Linked DNA regions of Homo sapiens: region 2 is linked to region 1. Evidence: chromatin loops called from intact Hi-C (ENCODE). Cell type or tissue: psoas muscle. All regions are shown on one strand. Each heading gives the region's core, and the rest is flanking DNA. Links, peaks and the distances in the headings are about the cores only.

Region 1 (10,142 bases), core at 3,001-8,000:
CTGGGAGCGGCGCGGGCCGAGCTGCAGCCTTGAGCGGGGCCCCGAGGGGAGGCGCAGCGCCGCCCGCCGGACGTGGCGATCACGGGCCCCGGCGAAGATGCGTCGCCTGAGCGCCCGCGCGGCCCCCGTCCGGGGCGGGCGTGACCCCTGCTGAACGGAGACCTCCCCTCCCCCCCGACTTCGGACGGCGCAGGCCGGCGCCAGGATAGCCCTCACCGACAGCGCCCCTTCCCACCCGGAGAGAGGCATCGACCCCCAAGGAGGGCTTCGTCAGGCAGCCTCTGCCACTCCTGCATGGCTGCGACCCGTCGAGCGGAGCGTCGTGGTAGCTGAGACCTGGTGCCCTTCGACGGCCTGGCTGATCCGGTGAGTTGTGCGGGGCGGGGTTCTGCGCTGGAGCTGGGGGCACCCCCTGGCGTCCGGGCAGCCAGGATTGGACAGAAGGGGTCCTAGGCTGTTGGGGGTCCTGAAGCAGAGATAACCCTTGTCCGCCCCTTTCCTCCCTCCAAACACAACTTGTTCAGATGGGCCAGCCGATGGGAGTGGAGGTTGGGGGGCCCATTCGGATTCCGCGGGACCCTGGGCGGGTTGGTTGCCAGAGAGGAAAGGTCACCCCACCCGTAAAGCTAACAAAGGTATTGGCTGTGTCATCCGAAAATTCCCCGGGAACTCCAGTGTCTTGGAAGGGCTGGGGGGTGGGGGGCACCCAGGATGGGAAAACGTTGAGGGTCTCCCGAGCAGCCTCTGAGATCTTCAAGGGAAATCACCTCAGAGGGGGATTTGGGGTTCCAGAAACGCAGGTGGCCACGTTTGAGAATTGTGCCCCATGGGGCTAGACCTTAGAGCCCTCGTTCAAACCACGTTCCCACAAATAACTCGCAGGGACGGTAGGTTCCCCAGTGGGGGCACGACATGACGTCAAACCTTAGCCTCTGATGTCACTGGGGTTGCCGTGGCAACACCACTTGCCTTGACCCAAGGCCGGAGGGGGCGGGGTCGTGGTAACAAGGGGCGGGGCTGGATGCCTTTGGGTAGTGGAGGGGTGAAGGCGGACTCCCCCCACCCCTACCATTGCAGTCCTCTGACCTAAATCCTTAGCGCCCCATAAGGTGGGGGAGGGAGGCAGTGCCAGCTGTCCCTGTTGATGCTCCTCCCCGCAAGGACAGGTGTTCAGAGCTTTGCCCATGTAGCCTGGCCTGTGCCTCGGGGCTCAGGCCTCCCAGACAGAGCAACTTTCTGTTTTGAAAAGAGATGCTATAGAAGAGACCTCCCTGAACCCCACCATGTACCCAGCTGGCAGGCTGAAGTTCCCAGGGTCCCCAGAGAGATGTGGGCCTCCGGCCCTCCAATAGGCTACTTCTGCTGGGGAAAATGTGGGTGCCCCTCCCCCAGCCAAGGAAGGTGCAGAGGAGCTGCTGCCTGCTGCACCCCTAGTCCAGGGGCTCCCCATGCTGTTCTACCCCAAGGTCAGGGGCCTTGGCCAACCTGGAACTCCTGATTGCCCCCTGCTCCTTCTGGTGTTTAAGAGGATTTCAACGAGCATATTGTGAGGCTGCTTAAGTGAATGGCGGGCAAGTGAGGCCCATCAGTGCCAAGGTCTGAATAAACTGTGTCTCTGTCAGGGCACCCCCAACCAACACACACCCCAGTACTGGCACGCTTCCCTGCAAAGGCCCAGAGAACCCCCAGCAAGCATCCTGCTGCTGGCTCTGGGATTCGTCTAGGTCCCTTCCAGCAATTATTGCCAGTGTCGGGTGCTGGTGAAACTGCTGTGATCACATTTCTAGGAAAAGGTTCGAAAACTGTCATTGCCTCAGCAGCGTGGGGCGGGGTAAGAGCAGAGAAAGTGTGTGTTCGGGTCATTAGGAGAAGCCAGGCCCCAGTCTATGCAGCGAGCATTTTCCCTGCTCTTCTACCAAGCTCTCTAGCTAGATTAACAGGTCAATAAATATCGGTGGAGCTGCTTTTGGGGGCTTGGCAGGGAGATGGTATTTCCAGCTGAAATGGTGTCGTTAAACACACAAGCTTCCAAGGACAGAGGAGCAACAGCAGATTGGGGGAGAGCCGGGAGAGGTGGGCAGAAGGGCTGTTTGCGCTGCCTCTCGAAGCTTCCCAGTTTAGAAACAAACTCGGAGTGCGCGCCAGAGATTCACAAACACAGGCAGTTGGAGGCCCTCTGCCGAGTATTTACACTTCCACAGCCAAGGCAGAGGGAAAGGCTGTCAGAATTGGGCAATTCCTTCTGTTCCCTTCCCTCATCTCCCTGGGCTTGGCACTCAGCGTGCCAGACGATGAGCAGGAGGGAGTGCCAGCTTTCTCAGCATCTCCCTATATGCCAGGCGTTTTACATGATCTCAGTTACTCCTTGGAGTGGCTCATACGCTGTGGCCCATTTTATAGCTAATGAAACTGAGGCTTAAACAGAGGAAGTGATGGGCTACAGGTGATCAGCCAGGCAGCTGCAGAGGTTCGGTCCTGAATTGCCCTCCTGGCTCCAGAGTCCTTGTGTCTTACCACCTCCTCCCATGGGGTTTGGGGGACACTCCTACTTATTGGACAGGGGTCCCTGCAGGCATCAGAGGCTATCAGCCATGGAGGGGGAGTCTGGCCCCACCAAGATGCTTTGTCCACACCAAAAGGCAGATTTGAATCCTCTCTTCCTATGACCTACAGGTCAGCGTTGAGTAGATTAACAACTTCCGCCCGGCCTTGTGGTCTGTCTGGTCCCCTCACCCCCAGGACTCCTTTCTCCAGCACTAGGGGAAAGAAGGTGTAGCTTGAAACTCGCTCCTTGTCACCTGCCCTTCTGGGCTTGCTTGGAGGGAGGCGGTGAAGCTGCCCCTGGCCGCCCCAGGGACCTTCTTGGGATGTAGATGGAGCAAGGGCAAACTAGTAGATGAGGTTCCTGACCCAGCCTGAGGGTCAAAAAGCCCTAGAGGAGAGGTGGCACATGAGTCATGAAGAGGACAAATAGGAATGTGCCAGACAGGAGTGAGAAGACTGTTCTGGGTGGCCGGAGTGGCCCTGGAGCAGCCAGTGATGTGTGTGGGCCCTCGTGCCTGATGGGGAAAGGGGCAGCCGTGAGTGGCTGTGTCCTGGAGCCTTAGGTGGATAGGGAAGGTTTAAGCAGGGCAGAGGATCCATTGATCTCCTTTGACAAGGACAGTAACCCTGGACATCTCTTCCCGTAAGCGTGGAAGTGGCCACCTCGGTTCTGGGGGCAGTCTCCTCTCTTAAGGTTGGCCCCACCCCCACTAATCCTTCTCACTTATCTAATTCCTGTAAGCTCGTCCATCCCCTGTCCCTTCTGAGCCTTAGGGCTGCTCTGGACTAAACTGGGACTGGGCTGGACTGCTGAACCCCCTTGATGAGAAACTTGAGGCGCCCTGGTGATGGGCAGTGGCTCCTGATTAGGTGCCAGGCTCTGGCGTGGGTTGGGCCTGGATCGTACTCTCAGCCCGCCGCTTGCAGGCTGTGTGACCTCGGGTGAGTACCTTTGCCTCTCTGAGCCCCAGTTTACTCATCTGTGAGAAGGACCATAGCACTCACTGTGCAGGGTCTGGTGAGGATTCAGGGAGGGCCTAGCACAGCACACAGTATACAGTAAGCACTCAAACGCATGTTGTCATGGCTACTGTTACCTCCTCCTCAGAACGGAGCCTTGAATGACTCAGTCCCTTGGAGCCAAAGGTTGAAGACCCCATTTGCAGGGAGAGGCCCGAACTCTACCAGCTATCTCTGCCAGGGGCTTCTCTGTCCACTGAGGCCCCCACCCACCCACCCACATGGTGAGCACCGGTGGCTCTTTTCTGAGCTTCTGCGGGGGCTGGGACTTGGCCGGGGGTCCCTCCCCAACCTCCCTCCAGCCCCCTCTGCCTTCCCATCCCTCACAAACCGGAGGAAGGCAGCGAAGCAGCTCATATTCATGAACCGTAATTCAATCAGGCGGCGATTCCTCTGGGCTCGGGGCGGGGGTGAGAACGAGGAGGCGCGCACAAAAGGGCCGCTTTATTACCTCCCGCGGGCCGGGAATTGCTGCTCTCTCCCAGCAGCGGCCGGAGCCGCTTTATTGTGTTAACCCATTTGCGTGTCAAGAGCTATTGGGCGCTTTCTCTGCCTGTGCGTTGCGGGCCGCGGGAGGAGGGCTGCGGTGCCGGCCGGTCACCTCCGCGGGCGCCGCCCGCCGCCCTGATTGGTTGCTAAGTGATTTGCATCCAAGGTAATCACTTTTATCTCAGAAGGATGTCGACTATAATTATAAGCTACTGACATCTTTTGAAATCTGCCTAATGACTATTTTAGTCTGCACGGGCTGGGTGTAGGGAGGGAGATTCTGGAAAGGGTGGAGGCTGGGAAGAGGGATGGATTCCTTCCACCTGGACCCCTGATTGCTTAGTTGAGAAATATCTGAGTACCTACTGCATGCATCAAACAAAAGATGGGGTCTCTGTGATGGGGGGCTTGCATCCCTGTGGGCAGAGTTAGTGCCACTTCAGAGATGGGGAAACGGAGACCCTGGGGAAGGGGCGACCTGCCCAGACCACACAGCCAATGTGCAGCCACCATCTGGGTCTCTCTGACCCCAAATTCATGCCCTGACCACTCCAGTGGTCACAGTCAGGAATCATGTAATCATGCCTGGATACAGGTCACCAGACTAGTACCTTCCAGAGTTTACGTCATAACCCTAAGAAATGCACATGCTGGTACCACCCCCATTTTGCTGAGAAGCAGGGGCCCAGAGAAGGTATTATACTTTGCTGCCCGAGGTCACACAGCCAGGGAGTGGCAGAAGTATGAGGTTCATTGGCAGCCAGAGATGGGAAGGCAGAGGCGGGGTTCCAGCTTCCCACTCCTCTTCCCACCCACTCGTGGTTCCATTCGGTAAAACCAGGCTTTAGGTAAAGACTGAGCAAGGACACCCTGTCGCCCGTGTCCCAGTGGTCAAGTGATAAGAAATCAGATGGCCCACAGCCTCTAGAGGGAGTAAGATGAGTCTGCAGTTAACTGGAATTCTAGACAGGGCTGGAGCAGGGCTGGAGGAGGGAAAACCTGCAGCTGGTCCTGGAGGGCTTCCTGACAAAGCGGGCTGTGCTCTGTGCCCTGAGGACTGAGTGGCTCTCCCCAGCATGGAGTAAATGGGGGTGTCTCTGGCAGAGGGAGTTTGGAGACCCGGGAGCATGACCAGGAAGGGCAGGGGGAGCTTATAAGATGGTGGAGGTGAAAGGGAGATTAGGAGGGTGTGCAGGGGGCATCGGGTGCTGAGCTAAGGGTGCTGTGAGGCCCTGAGGAAGAGGGAAGCCAGTGAAAGCATCTGAGAGGCAGGGGCCAGCTAAGATCCCAGTGCCTTAGAGGCCAACAGAGAGCTTGGGAGTCGCAGACCTGGGCTGAAACCCGGTGAGAGAGAGCACCTGCACTCTCACTGGCTGTGTCCTCAGAGAAATTATTTTACCCCTCTGTGCCTCAGTTTCCTCTTGTTCAGGAGAGTCTCAACAGCTTTCTCATGGGCTTGTGGGTGGGGTGAGCTTGCATGTGCATAGTGCTTGCAGGGGGCTTAGCTGAGCCCCTCAGAGCTGGGTGGGCTGGGCTTGAATACAGGCCTGGGCCAGTCCTGGCCCCACAGCAAGCCAGCATCCCAGCCGCAGCAGCTGTTTGGGGCCCTGGGGGCCCCTGCTATTGTGCAGAGGGCACAGGGGACAAAGGCCTGGGAGGTCAGGGGGTGAGGCCGAGACTAGCTGTGAACAGGCTCCCGGGGATGGGGACTTAATGACGCAGAACTTAATGACCCAGAGTCTGTGGGGAGGGGGGCCTCCCTTGGAGGAGGAGGGAGGTCCAGCCACCAGCTGTCTGCTCCAGGATTCGCTGCCAGGGCACGGGCAGCTGCCTCACAGAGTCCAGGCCTGAGCTTGGCACTGGGGGAGGCAGAGGTGGCAGGGCCTCCTGGCATGAAATCCCCAGGCCTGAATGCAGGGCTTGGCCCTGCCCCTCGGCATCTGCAGATCTCCGTCTCTTCATCTGTGATGGGCCAAGGGACCACCTTAGAGGGCAGCTGTGAGGTTTGGCAGTAACCGATAGCCAATGGGCAGTAAACAGGAACTGCTATTTTTGCTCTTTATCCATCCGTTCATTCAGAGAGCTTCCCTGCTCCAGGCCAGGCTCCCTGCCAGATGCTGGGGACATGAAGATGAACAAGCCCCAGTTGCCTTGAAAGGTGGTGTGTACCTACCGAGGGAGAGGCCTCGAGTGCACCCCCTCAGCCACCCAACAAGTGCATGTGGGTTAATTGCCACAATGGAGGAATTCACAGTATGTGGGCACTGTGCCAGGGGCAGGGGGGCACAGCAGTGAACAAGCCAGACGTGGGCCCTGCCCTGGGCCACCACCAGTCTCTCAAAGGAAATCAGAGGTGGAAACAATTACTTCTGGCTGGAGTAGCCAGGGAGGGCTCCCTGGAGGAGGTGGCACTTGTAATTGAATACTTTTGCCTATTATGAGAATCACAGGACACTGGTATCTGCTGTGTGCCAGACTGAGTTTCCTACTTTGGCATTTTGTTCTCTCATTTAATCCTCATATCCCTCTCTGAAGGGTGTTTTTATCCCTGTCATGTGAATGAAGAAACTTAGCCTGATGATGTGAAGCAGCAGCCCTGGGCCACATGGCAGGCCCACAGAACCCCCTTCATTATCCACACAAGCTTTTGCCTCTTCACTGCCTGTAAGGGTACTGGGCATGGTAGGATCCTCGGGCAGGGGCCGAGGGGACGCTGTTCTGGGCCAGCTGTCTCCTTTATGAGCTTCACGACCTTCAGCAGGTCACCTTCCCCCACCCCTCCCAACCCAGACTCAGCCGCGTCCTTCATAAATGTCAAGGATGGCAAATCTGTGGCAGGCCTGGCTTGCCTTATGCCGCTGTGCCCTTGGCAGACATTGCCAATCAATTGCTGCCCTCTTTCCCTGCTGAGTTCTTCCCCTGACCTTGGGTTCCTTCCAGGGCTCTGGGCAGGCAGCGCCAATCAATCAGCAGGGCCTGTGAGCTGAAACCAGTTGCCTGCCTGGCCTCAATGAGCTCAGGGTGCCTCTGGCCCGTCTCCATGTGGCTCAGAGGACCAGGGGGGACAGCGAGGGATTCTAGGGGATCTCTGTGTATCCAGGTTGTTCTTAAGCCACAAAAGCCTTTTAGGTGGGAGGGTCTGTTACCCTCTTCTAACTCCCACTTGTGTTCATCCATGCAGATTCCGAGCACTGACAGTCTGGATGATGATAACAGCATGTATTTAGTTCTTCCTGAGAGCTAGGTCCTTCCTGGGCACTCTCTCGTTCATCATTCTGCAGAACACCTGCAGCAAGCCTCCCTGCACCTCCAGGGAGAATTCTTAACCCATTTTAGAGATGAGGGAACTGAGGCTTGGCTCAGCTAAGCAGAGTAGGGTCACGCACTTGTTGGGTGGCCGAGCTGGCATTCAGACCCAAGTCTGAAAGTTCACAGCCTGGGACAGGGCTGTAGGTGGCAGGCAGACAGGGGAGCCCTCCCAGAAAAGATGTCATTTTTTTGGAGGCTTTAAAGGCTGGTGGGCTTCTGACGGGCAGAGCCAGGAAGGGTGAACGTCCGGGTGGAGGGAACAGCATGAGAGGCAGCTCAGAGGCAGGCAGGTGAGAGTGTTTACTAAGGGAGCAGTGTGTAACCAGATGTGGCTAGAATGTGGAGAGAGAGGACTGTGGAAGGAGCCAGGGCTGGCCTGGATGTTTGGACTTTGCTTTCCCATAGTAGGGAGCTCTGGCAGCTCTTTCAGCAGAGTAACAGTGAGGTCCCGTCTAAGAGTACTTATTCAACAGCTCTGTGAATCCTGGGTGAGGTTGCTTGGGGGGCTACCTTCAGTCTACTAGAAGCTTTGGCCTAGAACAGTGCCTAGTGCACAGTAGGTAGACATCCAAGAAGTATTGATTGAATGAATAAATGAATGAAGACTCCCCGGACTAAAATGCTCCTGACCTCCCCAGGGGCCCAGCTGCAAGGAGGGGAGAGACCAGAGTCCTCCTCTCCAGGCAAAGTTGAACACCAGGCCTGGCAGTGACGGGCAGGAGAAGGGGCCAGGCAGGTACCTGGGACAGGGCTTCCCCTTCACCACTCCCCTACCCTGCTGCCTGTCCCCAGGACCCCTCCTAGACCTTCCTGCTGGGCTGTCTGCACCTTTCGAGCCACACCTGGCGGGCAGTGTGGGCCCAGCGCTTGGGGGGATGAAAGATGAAGGTTCGTGACCATTTTTTAACTCAATAAAGGGAGAGACAAGCTGCAGGCTGCAGGCCGGAGATATAATTAGTTCACAGCAGTGGCGCTTTCTTGATTTAGCTTCTGAGAGAACAAGACAAGGATGTTATACCCAATTAGCAGTAACATCCAGTCGGAGCCTCAATAGGTGAGATAACAAGCTATTTTTATGACTTTTCTTTCCCAGCTTGGAGGGAGCGGGTGGGGGGGGGAGGGGGTATCAGGGCCTTATTTCTTTTCATCAGGGAACAATTATTAGCGATCTCAGGATTTCCCAAAGCCAAATGATGCATTTGTTAACCCAAACATGCAAGCATCCCAGGGTAGCAGCAGGGGTGGCAAGCTGGCATTTTGAGCCCGGGGTGGATGGGAGGGGTGCAGGCCACTAGCCTCTATTCTGGAAGCCCTCTGAAAAGGTTCCCAAATGTGGGCAGCAGAAGCGCAGGCCCTTGAGATATTCTTAGTATTTGCCTTGATTTCCCTACCTGCGTTCAAAGGGACATAAGGAGGCCAGGCCAGTTTCCCTGGGGATGAGGAAGGAGCCAGTTTTGGCCCTTGGCAGCCCTTCTTGGCACCACTGTAGATTCTTTCTGCCAACTAGGCCGGAGGTTCTGGCACCTCAGTCTTGAACCTGCCATTGCACTTTGCCCACCCAACCCCCATTATGGTTCGCCCCACCCAGCCACCCTTCTCCTGTCCTGGGTCCCGGGCCCAGTCCCTGGCAGGGCCAGACTGGTGATTAGCTCCTTTCTCTCCATCATTAGACCCGCAGTCAGGGCACCCAGCACTGGCCAAGTCCCTACTGGGCAGGGAAGCCCTGCCAAGCCCCACCCCAGCTGCCTGGCTGTGCTCCCACTCCTGGCGAAGGCTGGGGGATGCCCGGAGAGGGAGCTGGCAGGGCTGCTGTGATGCCGCATCGCATCGGCCTGGGCCCCAAGCCCAGAGCAGGTTCCTGGGCCTCCGCCCCTCCTCCTGAATCTTGTCCCGCCCTGTCCCACGTCCCATCTTCCTGTCAGTGTGGAGCTCCCCACTCCCGGTTCAGACAACTGACAAATCCAGCCATGCAAAGTGGGAGTTTAATTGCAAACAGTTTTTACGGATCATGGGCCCATCTGTGCCACCATATGCAAAAGAGAAAAAAAAATCCCCTTTTTTTTTCTCCCCACCCCACAAACTACAAAAGAAACAATTGCCAAGGTTTTTCTAGCTGGAAGCAAGCACAGAGCTGGGACCCATCCCCGGGGGCTTCCTGCAGGGTGGTCCTGGCAAGGCCAGATAGGGCAGAGATGAGAGAATTCCAGGGGACCCACCCAGAAGTTGAGATCTGACTGCAGAGAGGCTGTGACAGCCTCAGCAAACTGCTGGCAGCTCCTGAACCCACTGAGATCTCTCACAGCTCTGGGCCTTGGCACGTGCCATGCCATGGTTCAAGTACCAGGTCCTGGCCTTTTCCAGCTACCTGGCTGACACTATGCATGGCCTGTGAGACAGGGCTTGGTGTGGAGTGGGCATTGCACAGTGTTCATGGAAACATGTGAAAGAGCCGTGTCACGGGGCCCCAAGGACGAGGCGCCTTCTGTCCCCTTCCTACCCAAGAAATGCAACTCCAGGAGGCTGGGGCTGACCAGGCCTCACAGACTCCCTTCTTCCCAGTGGTGCCTCTTGCCCTGGTGCCCAGCCTGGCTCTGCCGATGAATGCCACCCAAGATGTAAAGGACATTGGGCGCCAGCAGCCCACCCTCCTCGGGCCCTCAGATGAGGCTTCCCCCGGGGCCTGCGTGAGCTTCTGAGAGGACTCACCTGAAGCAACCTGCCAGGGTTCGATTCTCATGCCACCCCATCCTAGCTGGGTCACTTCAAACTGTCGGTCCTCC
Region 2 (10,142 bases), core at 1,958-6,957, 120 kb before region 1:
GCTTTCCGAAATGCCATTAGCCATCAGGAAACCCTTGTAGTTGGTGCCTTGCCAGCCAGAACCTCTGGGACCCACGGACCTGCAAAGAGGCCGAGTGGAAAGGTGGGGGCCGGCGCAGGGATTTCAGGATGAGGTGAAAGCGATTCAGTGCGCGTCTGCCCTTGGCCACTAGGGGGCAGCTGGCGGCCTTCCCTGCTGTTGTCTTCCTGCAGGGTGAGAGGAGCAGGAGCCGAGCTCCACCCCCACGCCAGCCTTGGGCCCGGCCTGGGATCACTGCTGGGAACGTGAGAGTGAAGGGAGGACGCCTACCCCAGCTTAACTTGTAGAAATGGCCCCAGATCACTGATGGCTGTTCCCTGCCCCTTCCCTTCAAAACACAACGCATAAAGCAGTAATACTAATTAATACTGAACGCTCACTGTGGACTAGGCGTGTTTACGCATCGCCCCTTCTCATCTCTGCCCCGACCTCAGTGTCATTGCTAGTCTCATCCCCGCTTTACAGACCAGGAAACCAAAGGTCAGAGAGATCGAGTAACTGGTGCAAGTCCACACAGCTCATCAGCATCTGAGGCCGGATTCAAATGGACTCCAGAGCCTGCTCTTAGCCCCTACGTGTGTCTGCTGGGTGCGGCTCTGTGTGCAGGCTCACTGCGATTTTTTAGCTTTCTGTGCTCAGGCTCGTTTTTCTGGATTCGGATGTATTTGACCGGGGTGGGGCTCGGACCTGCATGTTTTCCTCCCCACGCGATTTTAATGAACAACCAGGCCAGAGGCTGCTGTGCCCTCAGTGATGGCGCTGGCTGACAGCCAGCCTCCAGCCTTTAGGAGGTGGGCCTGGGAGCCTCCCCAGGCTTCCATAGATGTCCGCGGCAGCTGTGAGATGGGTGCAGGGGACAGAGGCTGAGACCCCCAGAGCCCGTCTGCTCCTTGAGGCCCTCTCTCTCTCATTCCCTGGGGACAGGATGTCACTCCTGGGGCAGGGGCCAGCTCAACACTCTTGCTCCAGTGAAGCAGCTGCCGGTGCGCTTTGGCCAGAGCAACCTTTCAACCCAGCCACCCCTGCGGCCACCATATGGGCCTGGTGTCACACTCCTGGCTACCTTGTAGACAGTTGGCACTTGCGGCTGTCACCCCTTCTCATTGCCTATTGCAGTGGTTCTCGCTCTCAGAGCTGCACCTCGGAACCACCTAAGGACCCACGAATTCCTGACTCCACCCCAGATATTCTGAGTTAATCTGTCTCAGCGGTATCTTTTTAAAAAGACATCTTTTAAAAGCTCCCAGGTGATTCTAACGTGTGACCAAGCACCACATGGTGCTGCACACCTGTAGTCCCAGCTACTCAGGACGCTGAGGCAGGAGGATCGCCTGAGCCCAGGAGTTGGAGGCTGCAGTGAGCTATGATGGTGCCACTGCACTCCAGCCTGGATGACAGAGTGAGACCCCGTCTCAAAAATATTTTTAAAAAATAAGAAAATGCAGCCAGGGCTGAAGATACCGAACTGGATGACCCCAGGGTCATCTCTGCACGCCATTGTGGTGGTTGAGCACTTCAGCCCTGCCCACCCCCTGGCCATGTGACCTTGGGCAAGACAGCTTACCTCTGGAGGCCACAGCTTCCTCATCGGGAAAGTGGGATTCACTAATACCCACCTTATGGAGGTTTCGTGGGGATCAATGAGAAAATATACAGAAGGCCCTTGACACAGTGCGTGGCACACGGTAAGTGCTCAATAAATACTCATTATTATAACTGTCTTATGCTGAGAGATAAGGGTGTCTTCCAGAGCCCCAAAACTTCAGAATGGTGCACAGAGCTGGCTCAAGGCGCCCTGCCCAGATGGTCCAAAGCCCCTAGGTTGAGACCCCTTGGGTCGCTGTTGGAGAAACACACCTAAGGCCCACCGGCTTTCCCACCTCCCTGCTTCCTCTGCAAAGAGGCGGTCACATAGCACTGACACCTTCTTTGCGAGGGGAACAGCAGTGCCTTTCAGGTCATAAGCTGGAGCCGCTCCCAGGGTCTGCAGCCTGAAGTTCTCAGAGAATTTCCCTGGTTCTGGCAAGGGTCTCACTTTGGGAGGCAGGCAGGAAATACTGTGGTTCTTTCCAGACAGAGTAGCTGCTATGGTTGCACTGATGTCGTCTCTGTCAGTGAGGAGTCCTTTTATTTATTTTTAGACAGTCTCACTCTGTTGCCCAGGCTGGAGTGCAGTGGCGCCATCTTGGCTCTCTGCAACCTCTGCTTCCCAGGTTCAAGTGATTCTCCCGCCTCAGCCTCCCAAGTAGCTGGGATTACAGGTGTGTGCCACCACGCCTGGGTAATTTTTGTATTTTTAGTAGAGACAGGGTTTCCGCCACGTTGGCCAGGCTGGTCTCGAACTCCTGACCTCAAATGATCTGCCCACCTCGGCCTCCCAAAGTGCTGGGATTACAGGCATGAGCCACCACACTTGGCCTGGTGAGGAGTCTTTCCTCACCAAGGTTTCTGTGGCCTGCTGGCAGCCAGTCGCGTTGGCTGGCTGGCTCCAGGTCAGCAAGCGTGGTGGGGGGCCGGCCCTGCCCTTCGCTTGTGCTTGGCCCAGCCAGCTCCTTTCTCCTCCACGGCTGTTTTCCTCCTTGTTTCCTCAGCTAGCGCCCTTTGGAAGACACCTGGCTCAGGGGCCCGCACCTCGCAGGTGCTTCCTTCCCCAGCCCTTCCTGGTTTCCAGCTAATTTTGGACAAGTTCTTTGGCTGTCTCTTAGCACCTACTGTCTTCTAGGAAGGGGCAGAGAGCTGGATTTGAGGCCAGGAGCTCTGGTTCCTAGTCTGAGCTCTTTAGTTCTCAAATTATAATATTTTTACTATTACAGAAACAGTGTAAATACACTGTAGAAAGAAAATACAGATTAGCAAAAATCACATCAAAGCACTGTGTTTTTACCATACAGAGATTACCCCTGTGAACAGCTGCCACCTTTCCCTCTGTGTGTGTGTGTGTGTGTGTGTGTGTTCATGCTGTTCGATAAAGTGAGATCATACTGTACATGCTGTTTTGTTACCTACCTTTTTGGTTTCCAGTCACCTTTCTCTGTCAATATGTTTCATCTCTAATGCCCAGGCTATAGTCACATTTCCTCCAGTTGGGCCAGGTGTCCGGCACCCTGTCTAATACCACATACCTGGCTGTTACAGCCCTGGCTTCTCTTTTAATCTAGCACAGCAGCCCTACACACACACACACACACACACACACTCATACCTATTTTTCTCCATGATATGACTTGCTTAAGAGACCCAGCGGATCATCCTGCAGAATGCTGTGTCTTCTACACTGGTCATTCAGAATCCAGCCCCTCCACATGGCTTTGGGAGGTCTTGAACCCTTTACTGAGCACCTACGATGTGCTCAGCATGGTGCTAAGTGCTTTGTGTGCTTTATCCCTGTGAATCATTTCAGTCCATTGAGCTAATTACCGTGCTTATCCCCATTCTGTTGGTGAGTAAACTGAGGCCCAGAGTAGGGAAGTGACTTGCCCAGGGTCACGTGGCAGAGTGGGATTTGCACGCAGTTCTGTGTAACTTCAGGGCCCTGCTCTTAGCCCGTGTCTAGACTCTCCCCGGGGAGGTGACTGGTGACCTCTCCGAGCTCCCTCTCCCCACCATACCTAATTGACAGAACTGAGTTGTCACATCTGCCCCAGCGGTGCTGGCCCAGCTCACCCCTGCTGCCCGCTTGGCCCTGGCTGTGAACACCTCAGACCCCCAACCTACACAACAAACAGGCAAAGGGAGCAACCTGCCAAAGAACATGATGTGTGGTCTCACAGCACTGTGCCCGGAGCCCCCACCTCCCCATATCCAAGGAAAACCTGGCACTGGGCCGAACCTCACACCTCACACCTCATGTCCTCAAAACTGAAACAGACAAGGGCAATGGTCTCCCAATGAATGCTTCAGTTGCTTGAATCCAAAAGTGTCAGGGTCAGGAGGACCCTTGGAGATCACACAGTCCATCACCTCGTTTGCTGTGAATGCGGAGACCAAGACTCAGAGAGGGCAAGAGATTGCCTAAGGTCACACAGTGAGCCACCTTGTCCTCTTCCTTGCCATTTGGTTTTCTCCATGCGGCAGGGTTGTCACAGGAAAAGCACTTGCAATCCAGAGATCCGTCTTCAGGCCCAGCTTCTGCACCTGCTGGCTGCGTGACTTCCAGCCGGGACTCCTCTGTACCCCCAACTCGGCCTCAGTTTCCTCAAATGTAACATCCCAGGCAGGGTGCTAAACCCCTCAGGCATCATTCCACTTACTTCCCACAGCAACCCTGCAGACCAGGTACAACAGAACCACAATTCTTTGTCCAAAATCCTGGGGCCAGATGTGATGTGGAATGGAGGATTTTGCAGGTTTTAGGGAGACCCCCTCCCGGCCCATGTTTCATTCCACGTGGCATCTGGGGCAGCACCACCAACCCCTGACTCTATATGAAAGGTACGAAGAGTCCCACTAAGTCGAGTGAAGGCCATAAATAATATGTGAGCCTATGTGGCACTGGCCTTTTTTTTTTTTTTTTTTTTTTGAGACAGGGTCTTGCTCTGTTGCCCAGGCTGTACTGCAGTGGCAAGATCACAGCTCACTGCAGCCTCGACCTCCCAAGCTCAAGCAATTCTCCCACCTCAGCCTCCTGAATAGCTGAGACTACAGGCATGCGCCACCACCCCCTGCTTCTTTTTCTACTTTTTGTAGAGATGGGGTTTTGCTATGTTGCCCAGGCTGGTTTCCAGTTCCTGGGCTCAAGCAATCCTCCCACCTCAGCCTCCCAAGGTGCTGGGATTACAGGCATGAGCCACCATGCCCAGCCTGCTGCATTTGCTGACAAATGAATTTTGATGCCAAGGCCCTGGGTTTCAGAGTGTCTTGGGTTGTGGGCCTGAATTATTTCCCCATTTTGCAGAGAAGCAGACAGATGCTCTCAGACAGGCTCAGTGGCTCACCCGAGGGAGTGTGCTCAGGTTTGAACCCTGTCAGTCTAGCTGGACGAGACCTCCTGCACCGCAGGGTCTGACCAGGGCCCTTCTTTGTCGCTCAGGGTGAAAGGGCTCTGTACTGGCCAGTGGGGGGTGAGACGCCATTCTGCCTGGTGCAGCGTGAGGGCAAGGGGCCCCGGGTCCCAGGTACACTGGCTCAAGCTATTAAGTCAAACCAGAGTCTTCTGTCTTATTTTTTTTCCACCATAAACCTTGTAATGTGACAAACGAGGCTGCAGAAAAGTGGCCAAGTGACAGGTCCATGACATAGCTGCCGGACTCTCTTGGGGTTTCTGTTTCCTCCCAAAAACCAGGGAAGCAATGAGGGGGCCACAGCCCGAGGGAGAGGGAGGGGGCTCCTTCTCCTCCCAGACCAGCCCCTGCCTCCCTCCAGACCTAGGGAGGGCATGGGGGAGGCCTGAGCGCATTGATTCTCACCACACTCAGGCTCACAGAGCAGGGAGCCACTTACTTGCACAGAGAGGGTAAGAGACGGAATGCCAACTGAGCCTCTTTTACAGGCATCTGAGCCCAAACCTCCATGCTCCCTCACTCAGATTAACAGGGTCTGTTATACGTGGTTTTTCGTTTGTTTTTTAATCTCTCTCTCTTTTTTTTTTTTTTTTTTTAGAGAAAGGGTCTCCCTCTGTCACCCAGACTGGAGTGCAGTGGCGTGATCACAGCTCATTGTAGCCTTGAACTCCTGGGCTCAAGCAATTCTCCCATCTCAGCTTCCTGAGTAGCTAGAACCACAGGCTCATGCCACCATGCCTGGCTATGTGTTTTATTTTTTTGTAGAGACAGGGTCTCTATGTTGCCCAGGCTGGCATGTTGTCCTGGGCTCAAGCGATCCTCCCACCTCGGCCTCCCAAAGTGTTGGGATTACAGGCGTGAGCCACTGCACCCAAGCTGTTATACATATTTTAAATCTGATCAGGAAAATATCCATTTTGAGGCATTTGGGTAATGCACTGGCTGAGGCCACGGTGGCCCCCTTGGATGTTGAAGGGGCACCGAAGCTGTCCTAGGCACATGGGCATCCTCCCTGCCCAAAGAAAGAAGCTGCCAGACTCCACAGCCACTGCAGGCAGGATCCAGCCCCTTCTTCATGAGCACTATCCATTCAGCAAATGTTAAATGCACACGTTCTATATGCCAGGAACTGGGCCAGGCCCCAGGGAAGTGAGGTGACTGACCAGAGCTGCTCCTGCCCCGCTTCGGCATGCTGGCCGTGGTTCCGGAGGCTTTCGTGTCACTTCCTCCGCCCATACTCATGGCGAGCCCAGGAGGAAAGTGTGGTGAACCCCATTTTACATAGCAGGAAACTGAGGCCCAGAGAGGAAGTCTCTGCTCCAAGTCATGCAGTCATCAGGTGCAGAAGCTCGGCCCTGAGACAGGTCTCTAGATTCCAAGCACAGTGCTCTCCTGTGTCACCCTGGCTGTCTTGGCCCCAGATGTGGAGGTGAGCATTTGTGGGAGAAGGGAGGTGAGCAGGATGTGGAGAGGGGAAGGCAAGGAGAAAACCAAATGAAAGAGGACAAGGTGGCTTGCTGGGTGACTTCCGGCAGGTCTCTTGCCCTCTCTGGGCCTCATTGTCCCCATCCATTGAAATAATGGTGTCTGTTTACTCTGCCAGAAGCTCCGATGCTCTCATTTAATCCTCCTAGCAATCAGTATTTTGTGGACTCTGGGCTCAGACAGATCTGGCCTTTGATCTGTGGCCTGACTACTTCCAGCTCTGGGGCCTTAGGCAGGTCACATTATTTCTCTGAGCCTCAGGTGCCTCATCAGTAAAGTAGAAATACTAGGAAATAATGCACATCTAAAACATAGCTCAGGCTGGGCGCAGTGGCTCATGCTGTAATCCTAGCACTTTGGGAGGTCGAGGCGTGCAGATCCCTTGAGCCCAGGAGTTGGAGACCAGCCTGGACAACATGGCAAAACCCCGTCTCTACCAAAAATACAAAAAAATTAGCCGGACATGGTGGCACATGCCTGTAGTCCCAGCTACCTGGAAAGCTGAAGTGGGAGGACTGCTTGAGCCCGGAGGTCAAGGCTGCAGTGAGCTGAGATCGCGCCATTGCACTCCAGCCTGGGCGAAAGAGCGAGACTTCATCTTAAATAAATAAATAAATAAATAAATAAAACGTAGCCTGGCACCTAGTACTTAGACTCAGCACCCGGGGGATAGGAACTATTGTTATTATCAGAGAGGGGGAAACTGAGGCTCAGAGAGGCGACGCGACAGCTCAGAAGTGGCCAAGCCAGGATTTGAATCCAGTAGGACTGACTCTAAAGCCTGGGGCCTCCTCCCCTTTCATCACTAGGCAAGGCTAGGTTTTGCTGACATGTCCTGTCCCCAGAGGGAGATTAGAGGGAAGAGCCACCCCTTTCAGCCCTGAGGGACTTAAGCAACTAGTTGGATCTGGCTGGGCTGCCTGAGACCACAATGTGAGCCAGTGATGATCACAGGTCTGGAAGTTGGAGGACACAACCTTGGAGGAAGAGACTCCCCTCGAACCGAGCACCTGCCTTCTGTTGTCAAGACAGCCACATCTGCTCCATTTCCCCTTTGACTTCACTGGGCAAGGGATGTTTTGTGCACACAGCTGGCCTTGTCCTTGGCAGGCATCAGAGCGGCTCTCACTCGCCCCACGTTACCATCTCCTACCATCTGCCTCAAAGAGACACATCCACCACTTGATGGACGTTGGTCCATCAAGATCATTCCCCGATAGAGCTACAAGGACCTACACTCTGCAGATGAGGAAACTGAGGCACAGAGATGGGTCACGCAGTATGGTTGTGGCAGAGCTGGGACTCAAACCCAGGCTCTGAATGGCTGAGGGTGCTGGGTCAAGATGGGGCATCCCAAGGTCAGGAAAAAGAGCAAGAGAGCTGCTAACGTGTCCTCACTGGCCCTGGGAGATGCTAGTACCTCTGCTGATGCCAGTAGTCAGTTTTGACCAGAGTTGGCTCCACGGAGGGCTGAGGGCACGTGGATGCAAGAGTCACGGCTTTGATGAGGAGTAGGGTGAAGGTGTGTGGCGAGGCCAGGATCGGGACTCCCCACCTCCCCACCTGCCTTGTGTGGTTGAGGAGAGCACTGTGCAGGGAGCCAGCATTTCTAAATGCTGTGTGACTTAGGTGAGTGGCTTCCCCTTTCTGGATCTCGGTCTCCTTTTCATATCTGAGATGTTATTCCCAGACCCATGAGAAGCCCCCGGGGGCCGTGGCCTGGTCTTGTTCCCCGCCTGCATCTCAGCATCACTCTGATAACCTCTCCCTGCTCAGGGGTCTCAAACTCACAAGCCTCCAGGGACCAGGCAGGCAGCCACAAGCCAGGCTTGGGGAGGACGCGGCAGGCCCCTGGCCCCAGCTCCAGCCAGCTGTTGCCCTGCAGGGTGGTGAACCCACCATCCAAACCTTTCTATTTAATTTTTAAAAAGAATTCAGAAATCTGGAGTTGTGGATAAAATTTGATTTTTAAATACCGTTCAGTAATAAAACCAAATTTTAAACAATAACAAATGATTATGTCAAGCCCGGGTGCAAAATGGAAACCACCCCAGGGTTGAGACCTTCAGAAGCCGGGCCCCTCTGGCTCTGGGGAGTGAGCTGGGGCATGGGGGTCACCCCCAGGGGTGGGGCCCCCCCTGGAATCTGATTACCCCTCAGTGCCCCACGAAGCAGCAGGCCTGCGGGTGGCGGGGCGGCAGGGGCACCGGCGGCTGGGTTGTGAGCTCATCCCCGGGAGGCACAGATGGTATTTTTTTTTATCAGTGTCAGCACGGACTTCTTTCTGCTCTGATGACTAGATTCTAAAGAGGCAGTGACATTATTTGAGATAACAGAGGGAGCAGAAAAAGGGTCAGCAATGGAGAGAAAACGGCAGAGCCAGCAGATAAAGGGGAGGCCGGAGGGGGCGGAGCACCCTCGCTGGGGGTGCACCCCCCCATTCTTGTGATTCCTGCTCCCTAAGCCTGGCTCCCTGTGGTGGGGGCTGGAATGCCGCCCGGCCCAGGGCAGCGGAGAGGCCCAGACAGCTGCGCCGAGCCGCCCGCTCTGCTCCCCGGCAGCCCTCCTTGGCTGCCCGGCCGCCCATTCCGCCTTTTCAATTCGATTCAATTAGGCCGCCCCGCTCGGAAGCTTGTCTCCTCTGATATCCAGTTTAACTGACAGGGGATTAGTGCTGTTTGTATTACACACACACTCTCTCTCCGGCTGCCAAACTGCTGGCAGGGCCCTGGGACCCGGGTTATTTATGGAGCTGGCTGGCCATACCTTCCCTCTCGGACCTGCTTCCTTTGGAAGCAGGGGGCTGGGGGCCCTGCTCTGTGCTCCCCCTCCATCCCAACCCCACCACTTCCTGATCCAGGGGCCTGAGGGCCTGGGCAATGGAGCAGAAGAGCCCAGATAGAACTGGGTTCGAATCTCAGCTCTGCCACTTGCTGGCTGTGTGACCTTGGGTGAGCAACATTGCCTCTCAGCCTCAGTTTCTTTATGTGAAAAATGGAGACGAGGAACCGGCTCATCAGGTGGTTGTGGGGATAAAGCGAGGAGGCAGGGGCAGGGCACTGAACACAGGGCCTGCGTATTCACTGTGCATGTTCACTCAGCGCATGGGACGGGGTGACGATTCTGCACTGGGTGCTGTGCTGAGTCACAGAGGAGGTAGTGGTGGGCCATGCTGATCCAGCCTGCCTTCCAGAAGCCCACACTCAGGTGCAGGAGAGAAAAATGAACATGGAGTCCCTCCCGGTGCTCACACAGGGAGCCCTGGCTAGATGGGAGCATTGATGACAGTGATGATGATGGAGATGGAAACAAGTGCCACCCCAGGCCCTTTGCCTCTGCTGTTCCCTCTGCCTGGAACATCCCCCCGACCCCCCCACCCCCGCCACACACACACACACCTCCTCCGCACCCTCACACTTCACCTGGCTGGCATGTGGCCTCAGTTTACCACTCACCTCCTCCAAAAGCCTTCCCTGACCCACCCTCCTCCTAATGCAGTTCTCCCCTCTTGCCCTCCATCTCTCCCTTTGCTTTATGTCCAAATGTGCCATCTGTTGTTGACTTGTTGCATCGCCTGTCTCCTCAGGAAACTGCGCCTTCCTGAGGGCACACATAGGA

The links. Hi-C counts contacts between places; a loop is a spot of excess contacts. Peaks named below come from ENCODE experiments on the same cell type or tissue, not always from the same donor. Only the 100,000 strongest peaks of a DNase experiment are listed, where the experiment ranks them.
Region 2: it touches region 1 in a loop (2.2-fold over the local background); 56 of 110 quality-filtered maps call a loop at or near these places.

The regions. Positions count from the first base shown.
Region 1 is chr12:109,714,532-109,724,673 of GRCh38, forward strand. It overlaps FAM222A (family with sequence similarity 222 member A), which reads left to right. Exons shown (of 3, transcript NM_032829.3): 1 at 1-366. Among named protein-coding and RNA genes, the nearest start is that of FAM222A, 5.8 kb to the left of the region's middle. In psoas muscle, for the core only: a CTCF peak has its summit at 4,962 (motif pointing right); DNase peaks (open chromatin) are centred at 5,900, 6,164 and 6,971; H3K27ac peaks cover 2,873 bases.
Region 2 is chr12:109,597,708-109,607,849 of GRCh38, forward strand. MVK (mevalonate kinase) reads left to right here. Exons shown (of 11, transcript NM_000431.4): 11 at 1-418. Among named protein-coding and RNA genes, the nearest start is that of MVK, 29 kb to the left of the region's middle. RefSeq lists an enhancer at 821-1,510. In psoas muscle, for the core only: no CTCF peak of the experiment used is centred there; no DNase peak of the experiment used is centred there.